Linked DNA regions of Homo sapiens: region 2 is linked to region 1. Evidence: read pairs that join two places in POLR2A ChIA-PET (ENCODE). Cell type or tissue: Caco-2. All regions are shown on one strand.

What was found. Peaks named below come from ENCODE experiments on the same cell type or tissue, not always from the same donor. Only the 100,000 strongest peaks of a DNase experiment are listed, where the experiment ranks them.
Region 2: POLR2A ChIA-PET joins it to region 1 with 6 read pairs; 1 of 35 experiments calls an interaction of 5 or more read pairs at or near these places.

The regions. Positions count from the first base shown.
Region 1 is chr18:7,060,929-7,068,928 of GRCh38, reverse strand. All of the region lies in intron 3 of LAMA1 (laminin subunit alpha 1), which reads left to right. Among named protein-coding and RNA genes, the nearest start is that of LAMA1, 53 kb to the left of the region's middle. In Caco-2, no CTCF peak of the experiment used is centred here; DNase peaks (open chromatin) are centred at 4,428 and 6,958.
Region 2 is chr18:6,919,628-6,927,627 of GRCh38, reverse strand. LINC00668 (long intergenic non-protein coding RNA 668) reads left to right here. Exons shown (of 7, transcript NR_034100.1): 4 at 44-971; 5 at 1,070-1,188; 6 at 1,403-1,556; 7 at 1,910-2,154. It also overlaps the pseudogene SCML2P1. Among named protein-coding and RNA genes, the nearest start is that of LINC00668, 6.2 kb to the left of the region's middle. In Caco-2, a CTCF peak has its summit at 7,418; DNase peaks (open chromatin) are centred at 4,207, 6,477 and 7,397.

The DNA.
Region 1 (8,000 bases):
GGGAAGTCCGTTCTGAAATTATTTCTTCCATTATATTGAAGCTGAAAAAAAGGGGTAAGTTTTAATTTCTCAAGAGATATTTCTTTGAAAAATATAGTGCAGTTTGGTATCCATTCTAGCTTTTTTTTTTTCTTTTTTATGTATTGACTTAACTTCTACTCAGATTGTAGTATTTCCATCTTTAAAAACAAAGCTGTAACAACGTTTTTAAAACATGGCTTATAAAAACCTCAGCTAGGTCTCAGAATATCTCTTGTGTTTTTAATGTCTTCAGTGGACCTTTTCTCTACACAGAACTTCCTTTATTTTGATGTACTAGTAACAGATAATAGCAGAAAGTTTTTAAACTATAGAAAAATATAAGAAAAAAGTTATTTAAAAAATCCCCTGTGATTCTTACAATCAGGGGTGACCTTTTGCTCCATTGCATCATATCTAAGAACACTGAATATATTTAAGAAATCAGGGAATCTCTGTCTTGTGCATACTGGGATCTCAGGATTCATCGATGAACAAGACAACGATCGGATTCACATTAAGCCCTTAGTGCAAAGAAAGTGGACAACACATGGGCGGTTCCTTCAGTATGTTGGTTATTAGCAGTGATGAGCAGGCTCGCTTTCATTGCATCTTTAAAGGCAGGCCCCAGCTCTCAAGGGGCTTCTGGTCTGGTGGGGAAAAATAGGCTTCTGCTGAGTGGTGTAGAGTGTGCAGGGACCGGGGGTGCACAGAGAACACTTCAGAAGGACCACTTCGTGGCTCAGAGAAACAATGCAGGCCGGGCGCGGTGGCTCACGCCTGTAATCCCAGCACTTTGGGAAGCCGAGGCAGGTGGATTACCTGAGGTCAGGAGATCAAGACCAGCCTGACCAACATGGACAAACTCTGTCTCTACTAAAAATACAAAATTAGCCAGGCATGGTGGTGCATGCCTGTAATGCCACCTACTCAGGAGGCTGAGCCAGGAGAATCGCTTGAACCCAGGGGGCAGAGTTTGCAGTGAGCCAAGATCGTGCCATTGCACTCCAGCCGGGGCAACAAGAGCAAAACGCCGTCTCAAAAAAAAAAAAATGCGAAAAGGACCCACCGGAGGAAGGGAGGCAGGAATACAGAAGGAAGAAGCAGCAGGGAAGAGCAGGGTGGGAAAGGCCTGGAAATTAGAAAGCCTGGCATGTCTGTGGAGCTGACATAGTACATTCAGTCCTAGAATAAACATTTCCTCTCGTTTTTCTTTTCTATTTATTGGGACATAATTGACATATAGTGAAATGCACAAATCTCGAGTGTATAGTTGGGTGAGTTTTGATAAATACAGACACTTGTATAAGCCATTCCCTTGGTATAGAACGTTTGCGTCACCCCAAAAGGCTCCCCCACCCCCTTCCCAGCCAATTCCCCACTTGCTCTCCTCCCTCCCAGCAGCCAGAGGAACCGCTGTCCTGAATTTTTTTTTTTTTTCACTTTGGAAGAGTTTTGCCTGTGAGATGACTTCTTATTAATGGAATCACAGTGCGTCCTTTTTTGTGTCTGGCTTCTTTCTGTGAGCATGAGGTTTGTCAGATTCACATGCCATTGCTTGTATGAGTGGCTTGTTCCATTCATTTCTGTGTAGTAATTTCACTTTATGGATATAGCAACATTTATTTATCCACTGTCTTGCTGGGTATTTCCAGTTTTTGTCTATTGTAAAAATGCTGCTGAAAGCAAAGCAATCCTGGGCTCTTCTCCCAGGAGTCACTGTCCCGTGCTGCCTGCTGTCCAATATTTGAAACCCATTGTTTATATCCTGTGTCCAGAGTTCTAGCTGTTCACTGGAGGAGAGCCAGGTGCTACCAATTTCTTCTTCCTAGCGACCAGCAAAATGCCTGTAATAATTTTTAATGGAAGAATGATATTTTATCATTTGGCTACACAATAATTCATTTAACCTGTTCCCATTGGGAGACACTTAAGGTGTTTCCAATTTGGGGCTATTCTAAGTTATGCTGCAACAAACATTTGAATATTTTATGGCTGTTACGGTAGTTTATTTTTTAGTGTCGATTCCAAAAAATTAGATTATTTGGTTAAATGCTTAAATTTTTTAAAATGTGATCTTTATTGCCTTATTTTTTTCAAAAACATTGCTCAATTTATATGCTCAGTAACAGTGATAAAGTGTGTTTCACAATTCCTTGGTAGTATAGAGATCAGAATTTTCTTTTCTTTTCTTTTTTGTCCTATGCTAATTGAATAGCAGAGAATTTATTTGTTTATAATGAGTTGTCACATTATGTCACTGTACTGGACATATCTTTGGGAGGACTAAGCTAAATTCAGATGCTTAAACAATGTTTGGTCTGATTTATTATCTTCACATGTGTAAATTTTATGATTATTAATCTATTGAGGCAGTCAAATTGCTATAACACGGTGGTGACATTTTTAGATATTGAATATCAATATTAGAGGCTGGACAGACTTTTCAAGTCATATTCTAACCAAAGAGAAAGAACCGATTTGACTCTAAGTCTCATTATTTTGAGAAGTTCCAGTTGTCACAAGAATAACTATGGAACATTGGAATATTGATTAAAAATCTGATACCTTACCTCTGTATTGTGCATTTTATAAAGTGCTTTCCTGTTCATTATTTCATCTTATGCTTACATGAAAAATCTGAAAAATGTGTCGATTTGTATCCACGTCATTCACGAATATGCACTGGGATGTAGAGAATACATCCTCTGGATTTGTCGTTTTAAGCCTAAATCATGGAAAACATTCAATGTAGTTTTAAAGTTCTCTAGGCTATAGGAAATTAAAAATATATTACTCACCTATCACTACCTTTTTCCAGGGGAATATGGGTGATTGTGGAATTCTGACTCTGAAAGCATTGGTTTTGGTGAGATGACCAGGCTGCCAAAGTGCACTGAAGGTAGAGACTTCTTAGTGACTGGGACAGCTGCCTGTTGATGCCGTGCACCTCCTCAGACCTGTGGTCTCTTTGCAATTTGTATGCAGGCACTTAGAAAGCACTGACTCGCTCTGGCCTGACTGTTTCGGAAATGAAGCTAGGAAAACTGTGAGGTCAAATTTAAACCTGCAAATAATTAGCTGGATGGCATAGCTGTACAAACTGAGATAGCCCGGGAAATTTGGTAAAGCTTTAAAACTATTATACTTATTCGCTTCTGTTCAGCCAACTGGGCTGATTTTTGAGACAGAGTCTCACTCTGTCACCCAAGCTGGAGTGCAACGGTGCGATCTCAGCTCACTGCAATCTCTGCCTCCTCCGTTCCAGCCATTCTTGTGCTTCGGCATCCCGAGTAGCTGGGACTACAGGTGCGTGCCACCACACCTGGCTAATTTTTGAATTTTTAGTAGAGATGAGGTTTTGCCATGCTGCCCAGGCTGGTCTCGAACTCCTGGCCTCAAGTGATAAGTGATTCACCTACCTTGGCCTCCCAAAGTGCTGGGATTACAGGTGTGAGCCACCATACCTGGCCAACATAAGCTTTCTTATCAGTTGAGAATTACTAGAATATGTGTAATTGTTTTCTTGTTTTAAAAAATAATAGACTATTTTTTAGAGAAGTTTTAGGTTTACAGAAAAATTGAATGTAAAGTACAGAGAATTCCCCCACACCCCTCTGTACAATAGTTTTTGGATCAAATTTTGGCTAGTCGTTGTTTTTTTTTTTTTTTTTTTTTGAGATAGAGTCTCACTCTGTCACCCAGGCTGGAGTGCAGTGGCGCAATCTCAGCTCACTGCAACCTCCGCCTCTCGAGTTCAAGTGATTCTCCTGCCTCAGCCTCCTGAGTAGCTGGGACTACAGGCACGTGCCACTATGCCTGGCTAATTTTTTGTATTTTTAGTAGAGACGAGGATTCACCCTGTTAGCCAGGATGGTCTTGATCTCCTGACCTTGTGATCCACCTGCCCCCCTCCCAAAGTGCTGGGATTACAGGCGTGAGCCACTGCGCCCGGCCTTGGCTATTCTTAATCACCCTTTTAAGAGCAAGTGACTGATCCAGTGCAGTTCAACAGTTTCTAAGACCTTTTCCTCCGTAGTATTTACAAGACGATCATGAGAATTGTCAATCATATAATTTAAGAATTTTTGCTTTTCCTACTATTTAATGGTATGTAATCAGAAGATATTTATCTGTGTTCTTCATATGAAGGAAGCACAAAAAAATGTCAGTTAAATAACCACTTAGTAGGTCTCTAGTGGGATGAACAATATTTAGAATCATTTACAACTTTATACCAGTCTTGTATCAGTCTTATAGACTGAGCCAGGCAAGAAATGGGGCTGCCCGAACTTGCTGTTCAGGAAATGCCACCAAGGAGAAAGCATTGTGTGAACAATGGGTCTTTCACTGTAAAGTCCTGAGTTTGGGGCTCTGGTTTTGTATTTTGTGAAGTATCATCATGCCTTGCCAGAGCTCAGTAAGAATGTGACCGAAATCAGGTCATGAGAAAGATAAGATTTCAAACATCCCCTCGGAGCTGTTTGCTTGACCTCCACTGACTTAATTGGTTTCTATGGAGTTGGCCCCTGCCTAGAAATACTACATTCCTACTCATTTTCAACTTAGACAGCTCAGTCTTTCACAAGGTTGAATCTTCATACCATTCACTTTTCATCTCTTTTTTTTTGGAGGGGGTGTTATTATAAAATATGCATATCATAAAATTTACCATTGTAACCTTTTTTTGTATTAAAAATGGCATATTCTCTATTTTGCATACTTTAATTTCAGAACAAAATAAACAAAAAAAAATCCACAATACACAACATCCAATCCTGCTGTCAGAGTAGGGAGGGAATGGGGGCTTGACACCCTTGTTTCCTGCCTTCAATACAAAGACAGGAGAGAAAAAAACACTAGACATCAGCAGGGGGAGCCAGGTGGGACAGGGGCACTTGAGGCTGCAGTGGGAGCCATTTTAACCATTTTTAAGTGTACAGTACAGTGGCATTAAGTATATTGTGCAACCGTCACCACCATCCATCCCCAGAACTTTTTCATCTTCCCAAACAGAAACTCTGTACCCCTTAAACACCAACTCCACGTTCCTCTCTTCCCCCAGCCCTGGGTAGCCTCCATTCAGCTTTTGTCTATGAATTTGATTACTCTGGGTAATCAAGCTTACATAAGTGGAATCATATTCTATTTGTCCTTTTGTCTGGCTTATTTCACTTAGCGTACATAATGTCCTCAAGGCTTATCTATGTTGTAGCATGTATTACAATTTCCTTCCTTTTAAAGACTGAATAATATTCCATTGTATGCATAGACCATATTTTGTTTAGCCATTCATCCATCAACGGGTACCTGGGCTGTTTCCACCTTTTAGCTATTGTGAATAATGCTGCTGTGAACATTGGTGTACATGTGTATTCGAGTCCCTGCTTTCTCTTCTTCTGGATATATACCTGGAAGAGGAATTTCTGCATCATGTTGTAATTCTATGTTTAATTTTTTGAGGGACCACCATACTGTTTTCCATAGTACCTGCACCATTTTACATTCCCACTGCATCTTTTAAAAAAATAAACAAAAGCCTTCCTATATATTATGTATCCTACATATTTGGATATTCTCTTTTAAAAAATAAGCTTTAAATATTATGATTTGTCAGTTAGATACTCAGTGAAGTTAGATGTGTCTAAAGAAAAAGGAGAATCTTCAAGTAGAATATAGACCAAGGATCCATATAAAAAGTGAAATTTTACACACTCACAAGAAACAATACTTTCTCATCTCTCTAGTGCTAAAACTATCAACGATTCAGCTAGATTTAGGGCCCAAAGGAAAGAAAACACATAATTATTGTTTCTGGGTGTTGTAAATGTATAACTAATAGGTTAATGTTTAATGGAGTTCGTTAAGTACAGATTTGCACAGCTTTTCTGGGCAGTATCACCTGTTGGATTTTAGAGGCTTAATGATTAAGGGCCCCTTTTACTGTCACTGAGTGTGATGCTCGTGTGTTTTCTCATAATAAGGCATGCGAAGAAGGGATGCAAGCTGTAAGCTCTTCACCATCGCTCCATCAACTGGAGCAAAAACAGGTCAATGTGAGGACTAGGAGAAGAGGTGAAAAGAAGTTGAATTTTTAGCCAGATATTCTCTGGGACTGAGGCAAGAGCGGGGAAGTGTGGGCTTTGGGGCCATGTAGGAGAGAACTCTGCACTCTTCCTACAGTGGAGAGAGGGATCTGATCGAGCTGGAAGACACTGCTTGGCCTCTTTGTGTTTTCCTTCTCACTCATGTTTTGGCCTTTTAGAAAACCCTGTAAGACCCGTTGCTTTTATCTCTGCTCTGGTCTCTTGGTGTTTACAAAGTCAGCACCACCATCTCTCATGATTTCCAGGCACCAACATCCAATCCTGTGACCTTCAGCTCCGGTGACCCTGTAGCTCCTTGGTTTCAGTCCCTGGGATGGTCTAAGCGTTTTAACCACGGTGCACAAACATCTGCGTGATGGCCGACAGCCCTGGCCAGGCGCCCGCCGGCTCTCTCCTGCCATCTCTGCACTCCTTCCTCTGTGCTCTGCCCTCAGAGTTCCCCTCAGTGTCTTTCCTCACCTTTGCTCCAGTTACCTGGACATCTCTCATCTGGTTTCAGAGATACCTTCTCTTACCTTCAGGGAAGACTTCCCTGACTATCTGCCTTCTCCAGAGTTAATGGGCCTTCCCCCAACACCCAGACACTCTCACAGCCTCCACCCTTCTCCCTGGTGACTTGGTCAGCCTCTGGCTTTCCCACCAGGGCATTGGGTCACATAGACCTTCCATCCACTGCCATATTTGTGGCACCTGGCTTAGTCCCTGTGACAAAGCAGATGCTCAGTTAATGATGACTGGACGAAGCTTCAGTGAAAAATTGTTAGTGGGCGTCCCTTGTCCCCAGTGTCCTGTGTCCATGTGGAGTGTTCCTTTGCTCACCCCTCCCCCACCTGTCCTCAAGGGAGGAGCAGTCATTGCCTAACTCGGGGACAGCTGACTCTCTCCCCCAGGGCACAGTGTGCTCTTCTTTTCCCGTGCAGGCTGTTCTCAGACGCACAGGTACTGGCCCACAGGACAGAGCTTCCAGGGTGGGTCCACAAGCACCCACTCAGGCTGTGATGCAGGAGGGAGTGTGTCGAGCAGGCCTCCACCGCGCCCATCTACATCATATCCTCCAGTTTTGCTTTTTTATGGAATATTGCAGACTGCTTTTTCCAATCTCCATGACAGATTTGTGAGCCTACTTCCACATCAGAAGAGGAAGGAAGGGATGCCATTCATTGCCACCACTGTCCCAACATGAACAAATGGGGAACTGCATTTTGGAGAAAGCCTAGTGTGATTTCAAAGGCTTAGATGGTCCTAGGTGAAAACTTGATAGTTAACGGCCAAGGGAATCGTTAGGAGTTGGGGAATAGAAAAGGTGCTTTTTGGATTTCTTAGGTCTGAGAATGGCCTGTAACTGCATTTCACAAGTGGGTTTATATCATTCTAGGGGCACTTGGCTGTCATGTGGATCTTACAAGGTGGGGAAAAGAAATGAAGATCCTCACAAAGAGCATTTGGTGACATGCCTGGCTGTGGTTTTGAGGCTGTTCCAGCTAATTTTCCACAAATTTAGCAAAATCACCAAGAACACCTCGTCAACTTGAGCAACAGGAACAATTATAGGGAGAAATACATCGAGACTAGGAAGGGAAGACAACCTTTTACTTGTCTGTTCTGTTTCTTAGATAAAGCAGTTCAACACTTTTTGTGGGGGATGAGGGACAGGGTCTTGCTCTGTCATCCAGGCTGGAGTGCAGTGGCACCATCACGGCTCACTGCAGCCTCGACCTCCCAGGCTCAAGTGATCCTCCCACTTCAGCCTCTCCATGGCTGGGACCAAAGGCATGCACCACCATGCCTGCATGATTTTTTTTGTAGTTTTTGCAGAGATGAGGTTTTGCCGTGTTGCCCAGGCTGGTCTCAAATTTCTGGGCTCAAGCAGTCTGC
Region 2 (8,000 bases), 140 kb after region 1:
TCCAAATGTAATGTAAACTTTTTTTTCTTTTCTTTTTTTACAGACAGGATCTCACTCTGTTGCTGAGGCTGGATCACAGCTCCCTGCAACCTTGAACTCTCCCTCAAGCAATTCTCCCCACTCTGCCTTCCAAAGCACTAGCATTATAGGCCTAAGCCACCACTCCCATCCACTGTAGTGTAAACTGTCTCCTTCAATGTTTCCAATAGTTGCGGAGCAGATCAGATAAGGGTTCTTCCTGTCTGTTGCTTCAAGTTTCATTCTCTCTTTAAACAATACAAGGTTGGCTTCCATGGTTCCTTCTTAAAGAATGTTGAAGGTGTGTCTTCAGATTCATTTAGTGTTCGTGGAACCCCAGGGAAAGCTGATGTAAAAACCTCTTTTTTCTCCCATATGTCTCAAAAAGTTGTATTTTCTGGGTCCAAGGGATCTGCAAGCCTCCTAAAGGCATTTCCATTGTCACTACCACCAGGTGTGAACTGTAATCTGGCACGTATAGTTCCAAGAACTGTCATAATAGATGCTGAAGAAACATTGTGAAGTTAACTCGCTGTTACCAACTGTGAAGTCATTAGCTAGAGGAATCTTGGGCGGTCTGAAATCTGAGATACTGTGGAAAGAACAGAAAGATCCTGTATCTTTCCTATAATTGTTCTACTGGAAGTTGTCATTTTACACAGGAGACATTCTGTTTTATTTATTTTCTTTTGAGACAGGGTCTCACTCTGTCGCCCAGGCTGGAGTGCAGTGTTGTTACCACAGGTCACTGGTGCCTCCACTGCCTGAGGACTGCTCAAGCAATCCTCCTGCCTCAGTCCCCTGAGGAGCTGGGGCCACAGGCCTGCACCACCATGCCTGGCTAATTATTTTTATTTGTAGAGACAAAGTCTATCTTGCCTAGGCTGATCTCGAACTCCTGGGCTCAAGTAATCCTCCCGCGGTGGCTTCTCAAAGTGCTTGGGATTACAGATGTAAGCTACCATGCCCGGCCTCACAGGAGACATTTTTGATGTCCCTCTTGACAGTCTACAAAAGTCTACAAATCTTTTTTTTTTTTTTTTTGAGACAGGGTCTTGCTCTGTCACCCAGTCTGGAATGCAGTGGTGCCATCATAGCTCACTACAGCCTGAGCTGTACTGAGCTCGAGGGATCTTCCCGTCTCCGCCTCCTAAGCAGCTGGGACTACAGGTACTTGCCCCCAGGCCCAGATAATTTATTTAAAAACTTTTTTTGTAGAGACAGGGTCTCACTATGTTGCCCAGGCTGGTCTCAAACTCCTGGCCTCAAACAATCCTCTACCTCAACCCCCCTAAGTGCTGGCATTACAGGCATCAGCTGCCATGCCTGGCTACAAATCTTAATGTTTTCCCCATGGCTTCTTTTTCTGGCGTTCTTTTCTCAGGTAATGGAAGTGGGCAGAGAATGATCCTTTCCCTAGGCTCCAGTGTGTAAGAATTAAAGAAAGAGGAAAGAAACACAATGGCTTGATGGTCGAGGACAGGTTTATTTTAAAGAAAACAAACCCAAGAGTGGCTTCTGGCTGAGTTAGATCAGAGGCATGCTCTCTTACAGACTAAGAGTTTTTAAGGATTCAGGGTGGGAGAGTTTATCAGAGGCTTGGACTGCTTCTGTGTCTCTTTAGGTGTGCTTATCTGGGAGGGAGTTGTGTGTCTGTTTCCATACATCTTCCTGCAGCTGCAGGCATACCCCCAGGTCTGCTTTTAGCTTCCCTATCTTAGTGCACCTGAAGGGAAAGAATGTGCTTATTAAGGCCCACTGTTATACTGGGGCCCAATGTATGAGGGTGAAGTTTGGCAATTACCCAAGAGACTTTCCCCCCACCTCCCTCTGTGCCTGAGCTGTCTCATCTATGTTTTACTGTCTGCTCTTTCTGTCTGCTTGTTGTTAGAAGAGAAGTGATTTTCTTGAAATGCATGAGGCTGGAAAGGGAGCTGGCACTTAAAGTGGCGGTGTTTGTCCGAGAGGATGGTGCTCCTGCTCTGTCACAGTGGGCATGGGGATTCAGGCCACTGCCACCGAATTTCAAGAGCCCAAGCACAGAGCCCAGAACTAAATTGTGAGGGTTTAAAAAAAAAAAAAGCTTTATTGAAGTATAATTGACATACAATAAACTTGAATATTTAAAGTGTACAATTTATGCGTTTGGGCATTTGTATATACCCCTGCAACCATCAGCACACTGAAGATAAGGAATATACCCATTACCCCTGAAAATTTCCCCATGCCCTTTGGAGCCCCTCCCTTCAACCCCTCAAATACTTAATGCGCTTTTTCCCGAAAGGCAAGAAGAAAGCTTCCCTACACATTTATCAAGGCTGTTATAATCCTGACTCCCAAACAAGGTAAGGAAATTGTTAGACACTTAGAGAACACTTTCAACTATTGTATTCAGATGTTAAAATCCTCAGTAAAATTCCCATAACAGTTAATTGAACAAACCAATTATGCAAAAACATACAATCAACTATAATTGCACCCTATAGACTCCCCTTTTTATTCTCTAATGTGTTATATTCCACTAAATCTTTCTTCATCTTGCCAGTTTTTCTTCTAATTTCCCTGCAGCTATAATTTTGGCTGATGCTATAGTTTGAATATTTGACCCTCCAAACCTCATGTTGAAATTTAGTCCCCAGTGTTGGAGGTGGGGCCTGGTGGAAGGTGTTTGGGTCATGGGGGTGGATCACTCATGAACGGCTTGGTGCTGTTCTCATGGCAATGAGTGAGTTCTCACATAATCAGTTCCCTCCAGAGCTGGTTATTAAAGAGAGCCTGGCATCTCCCCTCTGTCTCTCTTGCTTCCTGTCTCATCATGTAATGTCTGCACACACTGGCTCCCCTTCTGCCATGAGTGGAAACTCCTGGAAGCCCTCACCAGAAGTAGATGCTGTTGCCAGCAGAACCACGAGTCAAATAAACCTATTTTTATAAATTACCCAGCCTCAGGTATTCCTTTAGAGCAACACATATGGACTAAGACAGTGATGTTCTCAATTTACCCTGACATTGCATGCAGGCCGGCTGTTTCCTCTTAAGTTCCCGGAGTGGGAATGTGTTCCGGACAAAGGATGCTAGTGAGTGGCAGTCCCCTACATTTCAGAAGGAGCAGAACAATGAAAGAAGGAAGTTGTATTCAATTACAATTTCTTTAGGCCTTTCTAAAGTTTGTCAACCCCTTGAATAAGTCCATAGAAGTACCACAAGTGGGCCAGGAGTAACTTCATTTTGTGTCAAAGACAAAGACTTCTTGGACCTGGAGAATAGGGTCCAACAAATAGGCCTTCTACAATAAGGCATTCCTTTCCCATTTGGTCTGTCCATGCAGCTGTCTTAACATGATTCATGCTATTTAGGAGTGATACATGATTAAATGTTGAACATTCATCAACAGATATTTATCAATTGTTACCTTTCACCTGGACTGGATGTTGAGGTGAAAATGGAGAGAGTGCTTTATTAAAATTGCAAGGATCAAGAGGCATATGTGTTTTTAACCTTAAAACACTACAAAATGAAGGGCTAACTTGTACAGTGGGATGGAGTGAATGATATGGGCATCTGTTAAGATGCCATCTGTAACCAGGCTCTGCAGAATGTGTGCTGGCAGCCTTTGTGGTAGAGCAGCCCAGTTCACAAAGTGCTGTCACTGTGGGGATGAGACTGTGGGGATGGGTGGGTGGTGAAGGCATGGCAGATCTAACCTCTTGACTGAAGCAGAGGGACCCTGCTGTGCAGCAATGGGAGAGGAAAAAGGACAAAGTAGGTTGGGCCTGATCATGGAGAGCCCAGGGGAATTACCCCATGCCCATTTCCAGTCGGCCCCTGCTCCAAGCGACCCACTTTTCTAATGTATATCTCCATAGATTAGTTTTTCCTGCTGTTGAATTTCATGTAAGTGGAATCATGCATTGTTAAAGAAAAATTATTCATGACACTCATTAAAGATGATAAGGCAGATTTTAACATGGGGGACCTCCATAATGGGGTTTTGCAGTAGGGAAGAAAGGTTTGGCTCCACTCTGAACACAACAAGGACAACTGGGGGTTTCTAGCCAAGGAGCAGGGTGGGGCTCAGTGGATGGAAAGTTACTAAGAGGAAACATCAAAGCTAGGGAGGTTTTTGTTAGAGGAGCTCAACAGGATCTTTGCTCAAGGCAGGCCAGTATGGGAAGATATGAAGAGTGGGGGGTGTGGAATTTGATCAGATAACAATGGTGGGGGATTTTCGATAAACTGACCCAACAAGATTGTAACTCACCTAAATGAACCAAGGACAGTCTAAAGTTTAAGCTTTGAGGGCTTAGAGGGCCTCACTGGAGTTAGGTCAAAGAAAACCTTTGTCAGTATGGACTCATGTTTGACTTTTTGCATGCAACATGTTTTTGAAATTCATATTGTTGCATGTGCTCTAAATTCATTTTATTTTATTGTTGAGTAGTACTCCGTTATATGAATTAACCAAGTGTATTTAACCCTTTTCCAAGTTTTGTGTGTTATGAATAAAACTTCAGTGGACATTCTTGCACAAGTATTTGTGTGGATGTGTTTTAATTTCTCTTGGGTAATATCTTAGGAGTTGATTTCTAGGTTATAGGGTAGGTACATGGTTATGTTTATACTATATTGCCAGTTTTCCAAAGTAGTTCTGCTACTTTATACTCCCAACAGCAATGTATGAGAACGCCAGTTGTTGTATTCCTTGCCAACACTTGGTATTATGTCTCTTTTTAATGTTGAGCATGGTTTTTTTTTTTTTTTTTTTTTTTCTGGAGACCGAGTCTCGCTCTGTCACCCAGGCTGGAGTGCAGTGGTGCAATCTCGGCTCACTGCAACCTCTGCCTCCCGGATTGAAGTGATTCTCCTGCCTCGGCCTCCCAAGTAGCTGGGACTACAGGCACCCACCACCACGCCCAGCTAATTTTTTGTGTTTTTAGTAGAGACGAGGTTTCACCATGTTAGCCAAGATGGTCTTGATCTCCTGACCTTGTGATGCACCTGCCTCAGCCTCCCAAAGTGCTGGGATTACAGGCATGAGCCACCGTGCCCAGCCAATGTTGAGTATTCTTGTGGTTGCATAGTGCTATCACCTGGTGGTTTAATTTGCATTTCTCTGATGACTGATGATGTTGAGTATCTTTTTATGCATGTTGTCTATTTCTATACTTTTGTGAAGTGTTCAAGTCTTTTGTCCATTAAAAAATTATCTTTTTAAAATCAGTGATTTGTTAGAGTTCTTTACATATTCTGTGAATTATACACACACACACACACAAACACACACATTCTTCACCTAATCTATAGCTTTCCTTTAACAGTTTATTGACTGAGCAAAAATATTAAATTGTATGGATCCAATTTATCAATGATTTCCTTCTATGGCTAAGGTTTTTGTGGTCCTATTGTAGTGACACAGAACTGTGTGGTAGAGAAGCCTGTTTCCAATGTCTAAGGAAATGGAGCTCAGGACTATAGCAAAGCTCACTGCTATGCAGTGATAGAAATGTTATGCAAATGCAGAGCAACTACCGAAAATGAGCTGTATGTGTTATATAACATAAAAGGTCATAAATAAGATGTCATTGCCTGGAAGACTATGCAAGTGATTGTTAGTTGGCAAAATTCAGATAAATTTTTCAAAGGTGTCCCCTCCCATGTATCCCTTTCCAACTTCTTTCTGGTCAGAGAAGGTGTAATTTACTGCTGGGAAGAAGAGAGAAATGTGTCTAATAGAGCCTCCAGCTTCCCTGGAGCTCCTGATTCTTTTCCATCTGCTGTGTGCTTTGCTGTCAAACAACATTTTGTAGATGTCTTTGGAACTGAGATAATGCCAGCAGGGTTCCAAGTTGATCTAGTGGAAGAGATTGCAACCCAGCTCAGGGCCAGAACCTTCCAGGATGGCCAGAAGGGGACAGCAGGCATTTCCTAGTCAAGAAGGTAGGAATAGATAACCTCCTAAATATGCCCTTGAAGCCATCAATTAACTAGGAATGACAGCTTTCTTAGCTATGGAACAGAAAAAATACCAGTAACAGGGCAGGAAATATTACCATAGGATGACAATTGCCATTACTCTTCCAAACCTAGCATTTGGATCCGCCAAGAAAGAGAAAGGATAGAGATAGTGCATGGGGTGCATGGGCTTAGTTATCATTCAGGGCCATTCTGTGCCAAAGTCAGGAGCTATATCCAGGGAAGTAAATTAACCCTATGGGATGAAGCTGTTTGTGCGGGGTTTGTGAACAAAAGTCGTTTGAAAAGGAATTTGGAGGAAAGAGGCTTATTCCAGTGAACAGTTTGCAAACCTGGGAGATACAGCCTTAAAGGAAGGTACATTCCAAAGTACAAAGGGAGGGCTCTGGTTTTATAGTGACAGTGCCTGCCCAGGTGCCCAATCATGTTCATTTATGCAAATAAAAGATTCAAACTTGCCTAGTTGTGATTGGTCAATACAGCTGAGCTCTGGTTGATTGGTTGATACAGCTGAGATCTCCTTGGCTGGTTCAGGTGAGCGCAGCGTGTGGCAAAGTACAGCAGAAGTGCGGGTGGTCTGGGGACTCAGGGTGACCTCTAGTCAACTGCAGATGGCTGCGTGGCTCTATTCAAAATGTAGGCCCAGCTGGCCATCTGGGTGCCTCTTGAAGGAGTGGCTCTTTAGGGTTCACCTTTGTTTACAGGTGTCAGAAACGAAGAGACTCAAGAAAAGACTGCCTGCCCTACTCACCTTGACTGAGCGCTGACGAAGACCACGGGGCCCTCTGCGCTGCAAGGGCGGAGGTGGCCCAGAAGCCCGCAGTGCCCACGTGCAGGACCCAGGGTAGGGGGTGAGGCCGGACGATGGCACCCGCCCCGCTGGTTCCCAGCCACACAGGGAGGCAAAGCAAAGGCAGCCCGCGGGCGGATGGAGCTGCAGGGGCCGAGCGTCGGCAAGCCCAGGACGGCCTGGCGCAGGGTTGCGGGCGCCCGACCTCCAGCGTGGCCCGCGGATGCAAGACAAAGCTTTAAAGCCTCCGGCCGCACAGCCACCCACTAGTCCCCAGGTATGAGGACGGTCTGAAGAACCTCTCTCTCCTCTGCCTGCTGAAGAGTTCCAAGACAAGTAAGGCAACAGCAAGGACGACACAACCACACACCGCCACAACCACACGCCACCACCACCACACACTACCACAACCACACCACACACCTCCACAACCACACACCACCAACCCCACACTGCCACAACCACACACAACCACACACCACCACCACACACCAGAACCACACACAACCACACATAACCACAACCACACAACACCACAACCACAACCACACACCAGCACCACAACACACAACCACAACCTCCCTCTGAGCTGCTCAGGCTGCTTTAACCAACCAGTTTGGAATCCAATCAAAATCCTCTGCTGCCGTCTAGCGACGAATACCGGGAAAGCAGAATATATAGTAAGAAAGCTGTTTAAGAGGCAAAAAGTGATCGTCTAAAGGTTTGCAAGTGCAAGCCAGAAGAACCTGGTCATCCTGTGTTCATGACAGTGCCTTGAACTGGGTCACCCCGCACTTGCTAAGGGGCTGGTGTGGGATGTGACAAGAAGAAAGTCGTCAAGGGGACTCCAAGATTTCTGACTTGAGAAACTGAAAAAGCCACTGTTAACTGAGATTTTTTTTTTTTTTAATGTGGGTGGAACGGATTTGGGCATAAAGATTTAAAAATCCAGTTTGAAACGTGCTAAATTGGAATGTTTAAAAGGGAATACTTGCTAAACTGAGCAATAATTATGCTGTCTCCAGGTTAGCACGCGTCCCCTTTTAGGTCAAAGGATACAGAGTAGCAAGTATGTAGGAGGAACAAATCAAAAGATCTAATGAACAACATCGGGACTGTCGTTTCTATAGTGTGTTGTGTTAAGGATTTTTGCAAAATCAGTAGATCATAGCTGCTCTTGCCACAAGGCGGAAAAACGGAAAAATGGAAAAACGGGTAA